Linked DNA regions of Homo sapiens: region 1 is linked to region 2. The links are chromatin loops, found by intact Hi-C in ENCODE. Cell type or tissue: heart left ventricle. All regions are shown on one strand. Each heading gives the region's core, and the rest is flanking DNA. Links, peaks and the distances in the headings are about the cores only.

Region 1 (8,336 bases), core at 114-8,113, 64 kb after region 2:
ACTGTCCTCATCGGGCGGAGACCGGCTGGCATGAAACACCGGGCTTTTTGAGGTCAAAGCGAGGCTTCGCCCACGCACGTGACACCGCCAGGGCGCGCAAACAGGAAGCCCGAGCCCGGGCTGCAGGCGTTGGCACCGCAGCACTCGACTGGCCTCTCTCTAACCGCAGGTCCTAACTCAGAGCAGCCTCCGGCGCGGGTGGCGCGGATACCGAGGCCTGCGGGGGACATCCGCCGCCTGGAACGCCCCGCCCGGTCAGCCAGCCCCTCAGGGGCGGCGAGCGCGCCCACCCGCTCCCCGTGGACCCTGCCCTCGGGGGCTGCACAGGTCTCCCCAGGACGCGTGGCCCCCACACTGGACCCCCGGACAGGCCCTGCCCACGGCCTGGAAGGCGTGGTCCTGTGTGCCACGTGACAGCCTCCGCGCGGGCCGCAGGGGGTTGGACACCTCTCCCAGGATGGACCAATCTTTTTTTTTTTTTTTCAAGTTGAGACGGTTTGAATGGCATCTGTTCCTCCTAACCCGTGACCCCTGACTGACTGTGTGAGGCCTGTCGGGAGGTCTCCACTTCAGCTATCTCCCCATCCACAACCTCACTGTCTTCATACTGACCCCACTGAACAAAGCCTGGCTTTACCATCCTTCCTCGTGGGCCTTGCTAGGAGGCAGACCCCTAGCCTGAGGGCCAGGGGGGCTTCCAGACCACCCAGCAGGCCATTTCTTGACCCATCAGACCTATGTTAGCCTGCGGGGAAAGAGGACATCCCCACCTGCTCCTCATACCTGCACGCCCTTCGTGAGGTTGTTTGTTTAACCCAACTGGAATGAGAGAAAGGAAATACATAATTTAAGCTCACTTCAGATAGACTTGGATTACATTCTGATTCTGCCACTTTTTCGTTGTGTTGACCTTGGGCGAGTCATTTACTCTCTTTAGTTTGTTCCTTCCTTGTAATAAAATTACATATGATCCAGCAACTCCATTTCCATAAATACCCAAAAGAACTGAAAGCAGGGACTCAAAAAGATATTTGTGCACCCATGTTCACAGCAGCATTATTCGCTACAGCCAGTGGTGGAAACAGCCCTAGTGTCCATCAGCAGATGCGTGAGTCACCAAAATGCGGTACATGCATATGACGGAATACTACTCAACCATAAAAAGGAAGGAAATTCTGACAGATGCCACATATAACATGGATGAACTTTGAGGACATTTTGCTGAATGAAATAAGCCAGACACAAAGGGACAAACACTGTGTGATTCCACTTACCTGAGGGACTTAGAGTCGTCAAATTCCAAGAGACAGAAAGTAGAATGGTGGTTGTCAGGGGCTGGAGAGAAGGTGGGAGTTGTTTAAAGTGTAAATTGTTTCAGTTTTGCAAGATGAAAAGAGTTCTGCAGACTGCTTGCACAGCAATGTGAAGGTATTTAACTATTGAACTGTACACTTAAATCGGGTAAGATGGTAATTTTTTTTTTTTTTTGAGATGGAGTCTGTCTCTGTCGCCCAGGCTGGAGTGCAATGGCGTGATCTCTGCTCACTACAACCTCCACCTCCTGGATTCAATCGATCCTCCTGCCTCAGCCTCCCAAGTAGCTGGGATTACAGGCGTGCACCACCACACCCAGCTAATTTTGGTATTTTTAATAGAGACAGGGTTTCACCATGTTGGCCAGGCTGGTCTCGAACTCCTGACCTCAAATGATCCATCCACCCGCCCCGGGCCTCCCAAAGTGCTGGGATAATAGGTGTGAGCTACCTCACCCAGCCAAGATGGTAAATTTTATGTTGTGTGTATTTTATCACGATTAAAATACAAATAAAAACAAACCTGACATACAGTATTGGTACAAGAAGGAGATAGGCTAACATAGATGTAAGTGTCTGGAACCTAGTAGACATTTATCCAATGTTATGGTCCTTTTTTCTTTCATGCTAAAATTCTGGGTCCTTGGCTCCTGATGTCTTAAAGACATAGACTAGATGAAACTCATTTGTAAGTAGCCCAGACATTACTTATATATCAATGAACACTGTAAAAGTTCTCAGGTTTCTTTTCTTAAGTAGGTTAAATAATCTGCATAACACATTTTGTTACATAACAAATATTTTTGAAGAAGGAGTAAGAGGAGGAGAACGAGGAGGAGGGGGGGGAGAAGGAGAAGATGACTCCTTTGGCTTGGAAAGAAAACTTTGGCTTGGCGTTTAGCATTTTCATTTCTACAAATTCCCCACAGAATACGTCTGAATGGTGTGTAGGAGTGTATGTGATGATGTAATGATATATGTAGGAATCGGAGCCTCCATTATGTGCTAATTGTGCAGCACGAGACACATCTCATTTAATCTCATTTAATGCCAACCTTTTCAGGCAGATATACTTATTCCCATTTTACAAATGACAGGATTGAAGCTCAGAGAAAGAAAGTACTTGCCCAAGGTCACACTGCTAGAAAGTGGCAGACTCAGAATATGAGGCTGAGTCTGTCTCCTATCCAAGTGCACATCCTTTCTACTTCATCTGGGATGACAGATAGCTTTTCTCCAGCCTGCCAGTTCTACTCTGTTGTACTGCATTGCTATATTGTGAATTCAGCGGATTCAGCAAAGCAAACAAGAGTGCGGTGATCAACTTGTAATGTCTGCCATGGACACTGGATAGAGGAGTAACAGTATGTGTGCTTATGGAAAAACCTCTCCAACTTACATCATAGTGAGCACAGGTTTAGGAGCAGAACTAGAAAGAAAATATTTTTTTCTGTCTGTCTAGCAACTGTTGGCCTGAAAAAGAACTCAGTGTCAGAATGGTCAGGAAGGCCCAGCCTTCCTACTGTCAGGGTGTCTAGCCGGGGCTAGGTCTCTCTGTCCTCACCCCTTTGCCTTCCCAAGGTAGGGAAGGTGTAGAAAATCCAGTTGGGAATTTCTGGTAGAAACTTCTACTCCTGGTGCCAATTTCTACCAGTCAGCTACCCTGTAAACTTCTATCAGGCATACAAGCCTTGGGAAACAGAGAGCTGTTGTCTTGCTCAAGCACAAGTTACCAGCAACAAACATTTGTTTCCCAGCAGATCACATGAGGACTTGTGAGATCATGTCTGGCCCTGGCTCAAATAGAAGATGTTCCATTAAAGCAGTTCCCGGGGACCAGGCCTAGGCAACTTTCCTAGGATGGGCAAGGCAGTTGTTCGGGAAGCTTGGCACCTGCACAGCCCCATTGTCATGTGAGGAAACGAAGGGTGTGAGCTTTCCCCCACCTGTCCACTTAGAAGCGTGGGTCAAAGCAGAGAAGAGGGGATATCTCCTTCCCATCTGCCCTTGTCCTCCCACCCCACCCAGGCTGAGGTGCCTCCTACTCCTCCTGCTCTGCTAAGAGGCTGAGATCTGTCTGAGCTGTTGGCAGAACCCTAGAAAGTGCTCCCAGGTCATCCCAGGCCTCCCAGAGGCAGGGTCTGGCAGGGTGGAGAGCTGCCATCATGGCAGAGAACTGCAGCATCAGGCAGGGAAACCAAGGCAGGGCCCAATGGGTGTGGGTGAAAGCTGCACATCCAGAAGTACACGGCTTCCCCCAGGCACCGCAGATCCTGGCCCTGAACGACAAGAGTGCCTGACCTCACGATTGCCAGCAGCTGCCTGTCCTGCAAGGCCTGGCCCTGTGCCAGGGCAGCTGCTTTGCGTGTGGCTGCCTCTCCTGCCCAAACAATTTCTGTTGCCTTTAGGAATGAAGGAGCTCAGGCCAAGCCCAGTTGGTGTTTTCAAAATTTCCTGTAAACAAAGGAAAAGATGAAGCTTATATAACACCCTTGGCTGGAGAATCAGCGGCTGCTTGGCATAGCTGAGAGAGAGGCCTGGGCGCAGACAGTGGTGTGTCCAGGCAGGCAGGGGCCTGGGTCATCCCTCTCAGGACTATTCTTTCTGAACCTTCTGCAAACTCTCCAGTGACCTCTGGGGCCCATTTCAGAGGTCTGAGCAGCTCAGGCTTGGAGAACCACAGAGCTAGAAGGAAAAAGTATTGGAAATAATAAGAACTAATATTCATTAGCCCCCGATTAGGCGCAAGTGCTTTACCTGCACAATCTCATTTAATCCACACCAACCCTAGGAGGCAAACACTGAGGTAACCAATTAGTAGCTGAAAGATAGGCCCGGGGGTGGGCCAGCCACCCACGTTCACATGGTTGGGTATGATCGATCACTTGGCCCTCAGCTTCCCTTCCACCTCCTGCTCACAGCTCTCTATGCAGCAGCAGCTAAAACCCACATTTCCCAGACTCCCCTGGGGCAGGGTTCCAGGGAAGAATGAAGTTCTGCACTTCAGATGCACTTGTGTGAGAGTTGGCTGCTTCGGGCCAGGCGCGGTGGCTCACGCCTGTAATCCCAGCACTTTGGGAGGCCGAGAAGGGTAGATCACAAGGTCAGGAGTTTGAGACCAACCTGACCAACATGCTGAAACCCTGTCTCTACTAAAAAAAAAAAAAAATTAATTAGCCGGGCGTGGTGGCAGGCGCCTGTAATCCCAGCTACTGGGGAGGCTGAGGCAGGAGAATCACTCGAACCCAGGAGGCGGAGGTTGTGGTGAGCTGAGATCAAGCCACTGCACTCCAGCCTGGGTGACAGAGGGAGACTCTGTCTCAAAAAAAAGAAAAAAAAAAAAAGAGTTGGCTGCTTTGGTTGCTGGGTTTCCTGCACTAGTGATCTCTTATCCAGCAGCCGCTTCTGTGAGTGTCAAGAAGCAGTTACAGTGGTGATGGCAGTGCCAGCTTCCCAGTCCCAGCTTCCCTTGGATTGAGCCCATGACAGGAAGGTTTTGTTTGTTTGAGATGGAGTTTTGCTCTTGTTGCCCAGGCTGGAGTGCAATGGCAAGATCTCGGCTCATTGCAACCTCCAGCTCCCAGGTTCAAGCGATACTCCTGCCTCAGCCTCCCAAATAACTGGAACTACAGGTGTGCAGCACCACGCCCAGCTAATTTTGTATTTTTAGTAGAGACGGGGTTTCACCATGTTGGCCAGGCTGGACTCAAACTCCTGACCTCAAGTGATCCGCCCGCCTCAGCCTCCCAAAGTGCTGGCATTACAGGCGTGAGCCACCGCTCCCGGCCGACAGGGAGTTCTTGACTTTCACAGTTGCAGGGTGGCCTCAGGTGGGTGGTGTGTGTGCGCAGGGATCTGCACAAAGACTGGCGTTGCGCGGGTGTCTACAGTCTGGAGGCCCTGCTGACGCCCTGCAGTCCTGGGGAGGAAGAGACTTGGAGGGAGGAGGTGCTGGGAGGTCTAAGCAGAAGTCTCAGGAGAACAAGCCCGCCCTGTTCAGGAGACACTGGAACAAGGAGTACACCAAGCGGTAAGAGGAGGAGAGATAAGAGGCTCTCAGATGTAAGTAATGGGAAATGCTTCAAAATGGCAAAATGGCTTGAGGAAAAGAAAATTTGTTAAAGGGAAGGCAGCTCCAGCAGCTCATTCACATCCCAGAGCAGCCCAGGGGCATCATCTCCCTACTAAGCCGGTCTCAGCCCGCCGGCCTCGCCTCAGGGCTGTCCTCATGGCCACAAGATGGCTGTGCATTCCAAGTTCACAACCAGACATGCCACTCTCTGGCGGGAGAGGGGTCGCCCTTTCTTGTGCATCTGTTTTTATTGGTGCTATGATCTGAATGTTTGTGTCCCCCTAAGCATTCAGGTGTTGAAATCCTTGTCCCCAGTGTGATGGTATTAGGAGTTTGGGGCCTTTGGGAGGTGATTAGTGCCCTTACAAAAAAGGCCTGAGGGGCCGGGCAGGTGCCTGTAATCACAGCACTCTGAGAGGCTGAGGCGGGCAGATCACTTGATGTCGGGAGTTTGAGACCAGCCTGGCCAACATGGTGAAACACCATCTCTACTAAAAATACTCTACTAAAAATTAGCTGGGCGTGGTGGTGCACGCCTGTAATCCCAGCACTTTGGGAGGCCAAGGTGAGTGGATCACTTGAGGCCAAGAGTTCGAGACCAGCCTGACCAACATGGTGAAACCCCATCTCTACTAAAAATACAAAAATTAGCTGGGCGTGGTGGTACACACCTGTAATTCCAGCTACTCGGGAGGCTGAGGCAGGAGAATCACTTGAACCCGGGAGGTGAAGTTTGCAGTGAGCCAAGATTGTGCCACTGCACTCCAGCCTGGGTGACAGAGTGAGACTCTGTCTAAAACAAAAAACAAAAAACAAACAAATAACATATAACCCAGATATAGTGATGCCCTGGCTCTAGCCTAGAACATAGGATGAAAATCTCAGGATCCTAAGCATCATCATTTTTAAAGAAATTTTCAAAATTGAATTCTGTTAACAATGAGGGAGGAGGAACAGATTTGCACAGGCAACAGCAGTGTTTGCCACGCTTGCTCAGTCCAGGCAGTCAGTCCAGCCACTCAAGGTGACTCCAGAGAAATTTTGGGAAAGAAGGGGACTCAGAGAAGGAGCCACCCTGCTGTCCCCTGGGCAGGGCTGGCCCACAGCAGAGGCGGAGCTGAGTCCAAGCCTGGCACCAGTCCTCCCTGCAGCCTTCTGGAGTGTGAGCTGGTGAAGTTCCTTTTTTAAACTTTTTGAATCTTAGTTTGCTGCTATTTCAACATCATCCTGACAGATTGGGATCCGGGAAATGTCACCCGCTCAGCCTTGAGTACCCCAAAGTGGGATGAGCAGAGAGGTGGCCAAGGAGTAGAGGGGAGTCCCGGCAGAGCAGTGAGGGCTCTGGAGCCGGGGGCCCCACATTCAAGGCAGATGGTGTGGGAACTGCCTGGATGGCAGCAGTTGGGGGAGAGGGGACAAGAGTCATTGCAGGTCAGGGTTGGAGCTCAGGGGCCCGTGCCCTACCTTTCCCTCAGGCAAGTCCTCAACCAATGGTCTCTAAACACCAGCACACCCCTCATGACCTGCATGGCGTGGCCTGGCTTTGTAGGGTAGTTCTCATGTCACTTTATTCCTGTGTTTATTGTCTTTCTCTGTCCATGCAGCAGGGACATTTGCTGCTCAACAAATAACGACTGCTCCTCCACAGTTCCCAGAACCCTTTCAGCTCTGGGCTGTGGTCCTGGCCAGTGGGCTATGAGTGGAGGTGATCTGGGGTGGCCTCTCCAGTTCTCCCTTCCCTGCTTTGGTGAACCCCTAGCCCTGCACTGAGATGGTGAAGGCTCTGTCAGCTCCTCTCTGGTTGACCTTGTGGAGCAGAGCTCCCCCAACCTCCTCTGTAGCCGCCGCCATTCTGAGGTTAACTTGTTCCTGCCGCATAACCCTGCAGGTCCTGCCGAAGACGCTCCCATCAAGGTGAGCTCCTCGAGCGCAGTCCCCGCCACGACTGCCTGCTGGAGGAACCCATAGGTGGGCGCAATCTTCCCTTCTGCTCTAGAACATCAGGAGACAGAGGGCATCAGCAATGCAACAGAGACGGAAGCCTTTTATGGCTTGAGACTTTGCCTTTTAGTTTCCTGTTTGGGAGAGACTCTACATTTTCTTTTGTTTTGCTTTGTTTTTTTGTTTGTTTGTTTTGAGACAGAGTCTCACTCTGTCACCCAGGCTGGAGTGTAGAGATGCTACCTTGGCTCACTGCAACATCTACCTCCTAGGTTCAAGCGATTCTCCTGCCTCAGCCTCCAGAGTAGCTGGATTACAGGCACCTGCCACCACACCCAGCTAATTTTTGTATTTTAGTAGAGAAGGGGTTTCACCATGTTGGTTAGGCTGGTCTCAAACTCCTGACCTCAAATGATCTGCCCGCCTCAGCCTCCCAAAGTGCTGGGATTACATACATTTTTTTTTTAATCTGAGAATCTAAACACCAGGAGCAATCAATGGACTCAACAATGGCATGCTATGGCTGTGGCTCCTGGGCAGAAGTAGGCCCCCTTCTGTGCACCATGCATAGCATGGCATGGATTGCAATGTGCAATCCGGAAATGTCACCTGCTCTCCTTGGTGACACGAGAGTTGCGATTATCCTTGGTCTTTATGTTTTGGACAATAGCAATTATGTGGAAAGGTTGAATCATAATTGGGCAAATATTTTTTTCCAGCCCATTCCTTAATCCATGTCATAGAAAGAAAAAACAGTAGATTAAATCATGGTGTTGGGACTAGACCAATTTTTTTAAATTGCTGTTTTATTTTAAATTGAGATCTAATTTGGAAATAGAATTAGTTCAGAAAAGGTCAGACTTGGGGCATTATGAATAAAGTAGGTAATATTGTAAATTGTGTCATACTAACAACACATAGAAAAAGGAGATGGACGAGGATGAAAAGAAGAGGAAGAGGAGAAAGAGGTGATTATGATTCTCACCCACCTGCTCTAATTCTTCAGTTTG
Region 2 (8,336 bases), core at 28-8,027:
CCCAGCCTGCTCCCACTGTCAGCCCCAGGAGGTGAAGGCCTGTGGGTGGACTCTAAGAGATCCATAAGAACCTTTGGAACTATGGACAATGACAGATCTCTGTGTGTGTGCATGCTTTATTTTCTGGTCCTCGACCTGCCAAAAAGCTGAAACTTGCTACTATCATACTACTGTTAAATTACTTGAGGGGTGGGGTGTTAGATTCTGTGAGGATATAAAACCAGATTGATTTTGGGGCATGGCTGGATTTTGTACTTACTGAAATTGAATTGTGGGTCTTTGTGACATTTATATACTCCTGTTGTTTTAAATAGGAATTTTATGGAGAAAATATAAAAGAGTCTCCTGATTATGAAAGGATCATCAATCTTCGTCATTTTAAGAGGATACTAAGTTTGCTTGAAGGACAAAAGATAGCTTTTGGTGGGGAGACTGATGAGGCCACACGCTACATAGGTAATGGAAATTCTCCTTTTCCTATGGGAAGATGGCAATTTGGCAGTTTTTGCTGACACTACTTATTAACACTAGATAAACTATTAAATATATAGCATTTAATTGTTAAAGTACTAAATCCTGCTTTCTGGTATACTGTACCTGTAGCTTTTGTTATAAACTATTTAAAATGTCTGTGTTTCTGTGTATTGAATGATGCCACCAGCGTTGCTCCAGTTGTTCATATTTACACATAACTCCTTTTTTCCTCCTAACAATCCTGAGAAGCAGAATAGAACTTGATGTAATTATCTGTAGTTTGTGGATGGGAAAACAGCACAAAGAAGGAAATAGCTTGGCCACTATTCCACAATTAACCAGTGACGGTACCATTCCAGAAATAATGTTTTGGTCCATCATGCTTGACCTTATTATTTGTGTACCTTCTTTGTGCTTTTTCTTCTTTGCCTTGAATATGTATTACTTTGAATGTTAAGCACATTTTTCTACAGTAACATATAAGGTGACAGAAAAATTAGACACATTTTGCTGGCAAAGAAGCTGCACCACCTAGCTTTACTTATCCCCTTTATCAGATAAGATGCTATAAGTCACCAAAAAAAAAAAAATCAACTTTAAAAAAAAAAACTTAAAAATGAAATAATAAGCAGAATTGATTCTCTTATAATTAGCAGTCCCGAGGTTCTCCTGAGCTAGATAATTCAGTGGCCCCGTGGTACCATCAAAAAACCCTGATTCTTTGTACTAGGATGCAAAAGAAAACAATCCTTGTGCCTTCTATCTCTCTTGGTGGCAGCCCAGATTGAATTGGGGAATACATCTGTAGAAAAAAGAGAAAACAGACTCTACTTGTTTCACCTCTCTGTTCTCCCATCCTCAGCATGTCCACATTGCCTATTTCTAGGCTAATGAATGGTAAGAGGAAGGGGCTATCCTGATTAGCTTATAGACTAATTAGGACTTTCCCCTGACTTCGAGCTGGGATCATCTTACCTGAGCATGGCTATGCAGAGGAAGTAGACACTCAGCCCAAATTGTTTCTCTGACCTGAGGAAGATGTGGGCAATGGATTTGGAGTGGCAGTTTATATACCCCCTGGAAGTGGTGCTGCAAGAAGCTGTCCCCAGCCACATTGCCAAGATAACCTATTAGAAACTGGGGGTAAAGGAAAAGTGCCAACTTGTTATTGTCAGATGACTTCTCTTTTGGTTGACGAGCCAGTTTCTTACTTACAGCATCTTTTGGAGTACTGCTAGTTGGTGACTTACATTGGCAGCAGATGCTGGGACACTTTGTCTAGCCTCCCCAGCATCTGTTTCACCCTCCTTTCTTGTGCCTCTTCCCCATGGTAGATGGAACAGTGGACTAAGGTTTAGGGAATTTTGACCATTTAAGTCTGTTTTCTTAATCTGTCTAACAGAGTTATAATAAAGGTTAATGAGATCATATATATGAAAGCACTCGAGTTAAGAAAAATAGTATTGATTTGATTCACAGAGGAGCTGTCTTTGCTCCTAGAAAGACCTGTCCATTCGAGACCAGCCTGACCCAACATGGAGAAACCTCATCTCTACTAAAAATACAAAACTAGCCGGGCGTGGTGGTGCATGCCTGTAATCCCAGCTACTCGGGAGGCTGAGACAGGAGAATCACTTGAACTCCAGAGGCGGAGGTTGCAGTGAGCCGAGATGGCACCATTGCACTCCAGCCTGGGCAACAAGGGCGAAACTCCATCTCAAAAAAAAAACCTGTCCACAGAAAAATGTTAAGTATAATCTACAGTTAAATACATGCATGGCTGTGAACAGGGTTCAATGTGAAAAAGATATATTTGAGTGTGTATCGTTCCCTTGGTTTGCACAAGTATCCGCAGGGTTGTGATTCACAGGCTTTGGAGACATTGAGTATGTGCACAGTTCATCCACGTGCTCAGGATTTTTCAATAGATATGACTTGGGTGGGAGAGGGAAAGGCATGGATAAGTGACCCAATGAAAGAGATGTAATATGAGAGTTGTGCATTTTTGTCTAATAAGCATTTTCATTTTGTTTATTTTCTTTTTAGCCCCAACAGTACTTACCGATGTTGATCCTAAAACCAAGGTGATGCAAGAAGAAATTTTTGGACCAATTCTTCCAATAGTGCCTGTGAAAAATGTAGATGAGGCCATAAATTTCATAAATGAACGTGAAAAGCCTCTGGCTCTTTATGTATTTTCGCATAACCATAAGGTAAGCTTTAGAGAGAACAGCTAGTTAGCATAAGCAACTGTCAAGAGTCATGTTCCTTCTTTGCTGTAAAACAATGCAAAAAACAATGTGAAACAATGATGGTTTCTTTTGTGTCATGTCAGAGTCCATCCACTAAGTGAGGTTGTGTTCCGAGGTTGCTGTCTTGGTTAATGAGACTCTGGGGTTATCACAGCATCCATTCCCCTCCTCCCTCGGGTTAGATCTGAGTCTGCAGGGTTGAGTGTCACAAGGTTTTTGATTCACAAACATCTCCTGTATAATTGGAAGACTTATATGTGCCAGCATTAAATGCTTTTCTGATGTTAATCCACAGGGCATTGCTGAATAACAGCCTGCACAAAATGGCATTCACACCCACTGTGTGGGACAAAGACCCCGACACTGTCACATAAATGGTTGTGATATGATGGATTTTAGTTTCTAACATGACGCTAGCTTCTTGTTAGAGTGGTGGAACTGCATCACCTGGTTGAGCAGTTCTGCCACTTTCTGCATGGCTCACTCATTCATGTCACTAGGTGACCAGCCGCTACTAAGAGACCATGGCCCAAATGTTTTCTGGAGAGCTTCTGATGGTAATGTATAGATAGTCATGTGACAGCTTTTGGAGCTTGTGAGACTATTGAGATACAGATAGCTACAGGTATTTGAAGTGAGACCAAATGTGTGGGGCTCAGTAAAGACTGGGTTATTAACAAAACAATGGTTTGACATTTAAAACCATGGATAATGTGGGCAGGAAGGAACCCTGAAGCCGAAAGTAGGCTGGCCAGGGTATAAGTCAGGTGTGGAGCACTTCCCAGCAGTGGGTCACCCGAGGTCACTATAGTCCAGACTTGACGTTTGCCATGAACAATTGTCAAGGGCTTGCTGGCACCCAAGGGTAAATGACGTTTACTAGTCAAGTGTTCTTGTGCTTTTCTGAGCCTTAGGCCAAACAACCATTTATTTCTTAAAAAATAGGATGCTAAATCTAAAGTCTTAAATATTTTTACATTTCATAAAGACTAAATAATACCTATTAATCATGTGTTATAATTTAAAGCAGAGATAAGAAAGAAATAATAACAGTTTTTAAAGCTGGAATATAGTCTAAGCTGTCCCCTTTTAAAGAGTCTTTTGCTGCTGTGTTGGGGAGTACAACTCCAGGTTGTGGCTGAGTAGGCCCAGAGGTTTGGAGCTGCCTCCTTTTGTGCACTAGATGTGTGTCTGAGAAGTTGGGTATCAGTCACTTTGCTAAATTAACCAGTTGAGATTGTTTGTCTATCTGGCATGGTGTCCCCAAACTCGAGAATTTTCACTGACACAAAGCCAGAATGTGCATGCTTTGAGCACATAACTGAGCACACAGCCCTCTGTGTGGTGGGGCCATGAGTGTTCCCTAAGGGGCAACTTCACTGACCTGGACACCTTTGGTCTGTCCTCAGCTCATCAAACGGATGATTGATGAGACATCCAGTGGAGGTGTCACAGGCAATGACGTCATTATGCACTTCACGCTCAACTCTTTCCCATTTGGAGGAGTGGGTGAGTCTTATTTTCTCCTGCTTGTAGTAGATATTTCAAAAGCACCACCATTTCATGAGTGGATTGTATGGGCTGCTGAAATAGCCAGCTGTTGCGTACCCTGATTGTCCTCTCCTGAGGGAGACCTTTTCCTGGTCACCCAGTTGACTGGTTTTCCTGCTTCCCCACCCACCCCTCCAGCATAGGGCAAATGTCTTGTCACTCTCTTTCTGTCAGCAGCACTGACTGACCACAGCTTTGTTCACTTCGTTGATTTTGTTATCCTGCCACATTTAGGAGATTTGGGAACCAAGAATCAGGTCTCAAATTAATTAAGAAGATCTCTCTTCGTGTGTGTGTGTGTGTGTGTGTGTGTGTGTGTGGTGTGTGTGTTTAATGAAGTAGCAAATGAAAGGTTCGGAATACCAGGGACAGAAGGTAGAGGGGTTTTCTAATGTGCCTTTGTTTTCTGCTCAGTTCTTACCTGCATTGTTCCCCAGCCCTTTGTTGGGAGGAGCAGCCTCTCCTTGAATTGTTTTGTGATTTGAGTAAAACGGGACTCCCCCTGTTCTAGAGAGGATGGGCAGAAAGAAATTCATTCCAAGTGAAGCTTTGTGGACATAGCCTGATCCTTGCTTTTCCCTTTAGAACATGACCTGCCTGCCTCTCCCACATGTGAGATGACTGACTCAGCTTTTTATTTCTCCTTTGGGACCTAGGCTAGGTGGGCTTTTCTACTCTCTACTAGAGCTATTACAAAATAGCCGATATGTAAACATTCTCATAACAAAAACCCAACCAGAAAAGCCACTGTCTTAAAGCCCTGTTCTATCCTCTCCCTTTGTAATACCGTCCTAAGTCAGTTGCTCCATGGGATGCGATGGCCCAGTTTGGCAGGACCATCTGTTCCTGGTTAAGGAAACCTTGTCCTATGACCAAGGAGCCTTGACCTATATAGCCACAGGTCCTTGTCTAGGAGGTAAACATATTGCCAGCACCCAGCACAGTGACTGACATGAGTGAGGGACAGGCGGGAAGAGGCCAATTGGTAGGTATTGCCAGATCCAAATTGGAAATGGTGGTGGCTTGTAGAGGGTGGTAGCAGGGGAGATAGTGGAAAGGGAAGGGGGTATTTTTGGGATCAAGCAGCAGGATTGGCTGATGGAGTGAATGTTGGAGGAGGGGGTGAATGAGAGAGGATGACTCCTGGGATTTTGGCTGGAGTAAGTAATAGTTTTGTAGCCCAAATGCTTAAAAGATTGGACTCTGTTGTCTCTGTTCCTCAGCTCACCACATAGGATCCTGGCATCCACTGTGCTAGTGCAGTAATCAACTCGGTAATTGTTCCATATGGTGTCTCCACTGCCCTCTAATTGCAAATCTAAGTGACTTGGGTTCAGTCCCTGTCCTACTTGACAAGATAGCCTGTGGCATCATTGACTATACCATCTTATTTAAAACAAAACAAGGCTGGGCGCAGTGGCTCATGCCTGTAATCCCAGCACTTTGGGAGGCCGAGGTGGGTGGATCACTTGAGGTCAGGAGTTCCAGACCAGCCTGGCCAACATGGTGAAACCCCATCTCTACTAAAAATACAAATGTTAGCTGGGTGTGGTGGTGCGTGCCTGTAGTCCCAGCTACCAGGGAGGCTGAGGCAGGAGAATTGCTTGAACCAGGGAGGTGGAGGTTGCAGTGAGCTGAGATTGCGCCACTGCACTCAAACCTGGCAAACAGAGCGAGACTCCGATCTCAAAATAAATAAATAAATAAATAAATAAATAAATAAATAAAAATAATAAAATAAAACAAGCAACCTATTATATACCCACAAAAATTAAAAATACAAAAAGAAGATGCAAAAGAAAAAAACAGGTTTACTCTCTTAGCAAATTTCAGGCATATAATACATTATTATAGTGGCCATGCTGTAAAAAAATAAAAATAAAAAATAAAAACAAGCCTTGACCCCCAAATGTAAAAAGAATACAGGCTTTTTAAGAAAACTTGGAAAAGATAGAAGAGCCCAAAGAATAAACATTTATATTACCCATAACCCCACTATGTAAAGATAACTGGTATATGTCTTGCACACATATGCACACACATATACACGGTCATCTGAATATTCTATTCAAAAAGGTATCATACTATATATTGTTCTGTACCCTGTATGTGACAGAATAGTGTGACACTTTTCCATGTCAATATTCTTGCATGTCATAATTTTAGTAGCTGCATACTTTTCCATCATATGAATGTGGCATATTTATGTAACCAATTCCCAGTATTAGATTTTTGTGATTTCAATTTTTTTGGTATTACGATTCTTATATAATGTATCTTTATGCAATCTCTGATTATTTCTTTAGGAAAAATGTCTACAAGTGTAATTACTCTGTTAAAAGGGCTTATACAATTTTCCAAATTGAAAAAAATGCTTTTTTCTTCTAATTCTCAAAGTAATATAGACACAGTGGCAAAAAGTCTAAACAGTTAAACTTTTTAATATTTTGGCATATAGTTTAGATTTTTCTTTTTTTTTTCTTTTTATCGAGACTGAGACTCCCTGTCACCTAAGCTGGAGTGCAGTGGTGTGATCTCAGCTCATTGCAACCTCCAACTCCTGGGTTCTAGCAATTCTCCTGGCTCAGCCTCCCAAGTAGCTGGAACTACAGGTGTGTGCCACCAGGCCCAGCTAATTTTTGTATTTTTAGTAGAGACACGGTTTTGCCATGTTAGCCAGCCTGGTCTCAAACTCCTGGGCTCAAGAGATCCACTTGCCTTGGCCTCCCAAAGTGCTGGGATTACAGGTGTGAGCCATCGCACCCAGCCTAGGTTTTTCTTTAGAAATGCTTCTCTTTAAGACTTTTGATAGATATTTCAAGTGTCTTTGCAGATTTCTGCCACTTTATATTCCCATGATCAGTATATGAGTGTTTACTTCCTTATATCCCCAATTCTGGATTATTCCATTATTAAATTTCTAGACAGAAAAGGGTCTCATTTCAATTTGTACTCCTTTGATTATTAGTGAGTTTGAATTTTTTTTACCACTCTCATGAATTTTCTATTTATGTCCTTTGATATTTTTGCTGTGTTCACATCTTCCTTATTATTGGTATATAAATAGCCTTTTTTATAAGTAAGAAAATCCTCAGTCCTATCTGTAATACATATCCCTTTCCAGATTTTAATTTTTCTTTTAATTTTATCTATGATTTGAAGCGTTTATTTATTTAGAGACAGAGTCTCACTCTGTCACCCAGGGTGGAGTGCAATGGCGCGACCTCGGTTCATTGCAACCTCTGACTCCTGGCTTCAAGCAATTCTCCTGCCCCAACCTCCCAAGTAGCTGGGATTACAGGCACCCGACACCACTCCTACCTAATTTTTGTAGTTTTAGTAGAGATGGGGTCTCACCATGTTGGCCAGGCTGGTCCTCAACTCCTGATCTCAGGTGATCCACCTGCCTTAGCCTCCCAAAGTGCTGGGATTACAGGCATGAGCCACCACATCTGGCCTAAGCCTGTGTGGCTTTTTGTTTTTTGGTTTCCGATTTGGAAAGTAGGCTTAGAAAAGCTTTCCCTATTTCATTATTATATAAATATCATCTGTAGGCTGGGTGCGGTTGCACACACCTGTAATCCCAGCACTTGGGGAGGCCAAGGCACCTGGCTAACATGGTGAAACCCCGTCTCTACTAAAAATACAAAAAATTAGCTGGGTGTGGCGGCACCACCTGTAATCCCAGCTACTTAGGAGGCTGAGGCAGTAGAATCACTTGAACCCTGGAGGCGGAGGTTGCAGTGAGCAGAGAGTGCACCACTGTACCTCCAGCTTGGGCAACAGAGCGAGACTCTGTCTCAAAAAAATAAGAATAAAATAAATAAATAATTAAATATTATCTGTAGTTTCCTTCCCTCCCTCCCTCCTTTTCTTCTTTTCTTTTCTTTTTTCTTTTCTTTTCTTTCCATTTAACCATGGAGTTGGCCAAGCATGGTGGCTCACACCTATAATCCCAGCACTTTGGGAGGCCGAGGCAGGTAGATCACCCGAGGTCAGAATCTTGAGACCAGCCTGGCCAACATGGTGAAAACTCATCTCCACAAAAAATACAAAAAA

What was found. Hi-C counts contacts between places; a loop is a spot of excess contacts. Peaks named below come from ENCODE experiments on the same cell type or tissue, not always from the same donor. Only the 100,000 strongest peaks of a DNase experiment are listed, where the experiment ranks them.
Region 1: a loop joins it to region 2, with 4 times the contacts of the local background. A loop is called at or near these places in 8 of 110 quality-filtered maps.

Annotation. Positions count from the first base shown.
Region 1 is chr17:19,724,554-19,732,889 of GRCh38, forward strand. No RefSeq gene overlaps it. Among named protein-coding and RNA genes, the nearest start is that of SLC47A2, 12 kb to the left of the region's middle. In heart left ventricle, for the core only: no CTCF peak of the experiment used is centred there; a DNase peak (open chromatin) is centred at 3,648; H3K4me3 peaks cover 528 bases; H3K27ac peaks cover 2,661 bases.
Region 2 is chr17:19,660,813-19,669,148 of GRCh38, forward strand. It overlaps ALDH3A2 (aldehyde dehydrogenase 3 family member A2), which reads left to right. Exons shown (of 10, transcript NM_000382.3): 6 at 315-456; 7 at 2,521-2,687; 8 at 4,136-4,235. It also overlaps the pseudogene LOC124900397. Among named protein-coding and RNA genes, the nearest start is that of ALDH3A2, 16 kb to the left of the region's middle. RefSeq lists an enhancer at 3,136-3,637. In heart left ventricle, for the core only: no CTCF peak of the experiment used is centred there; no DNase peak of the experiment used is centred there; H3K27ac peaks cover 319 bases.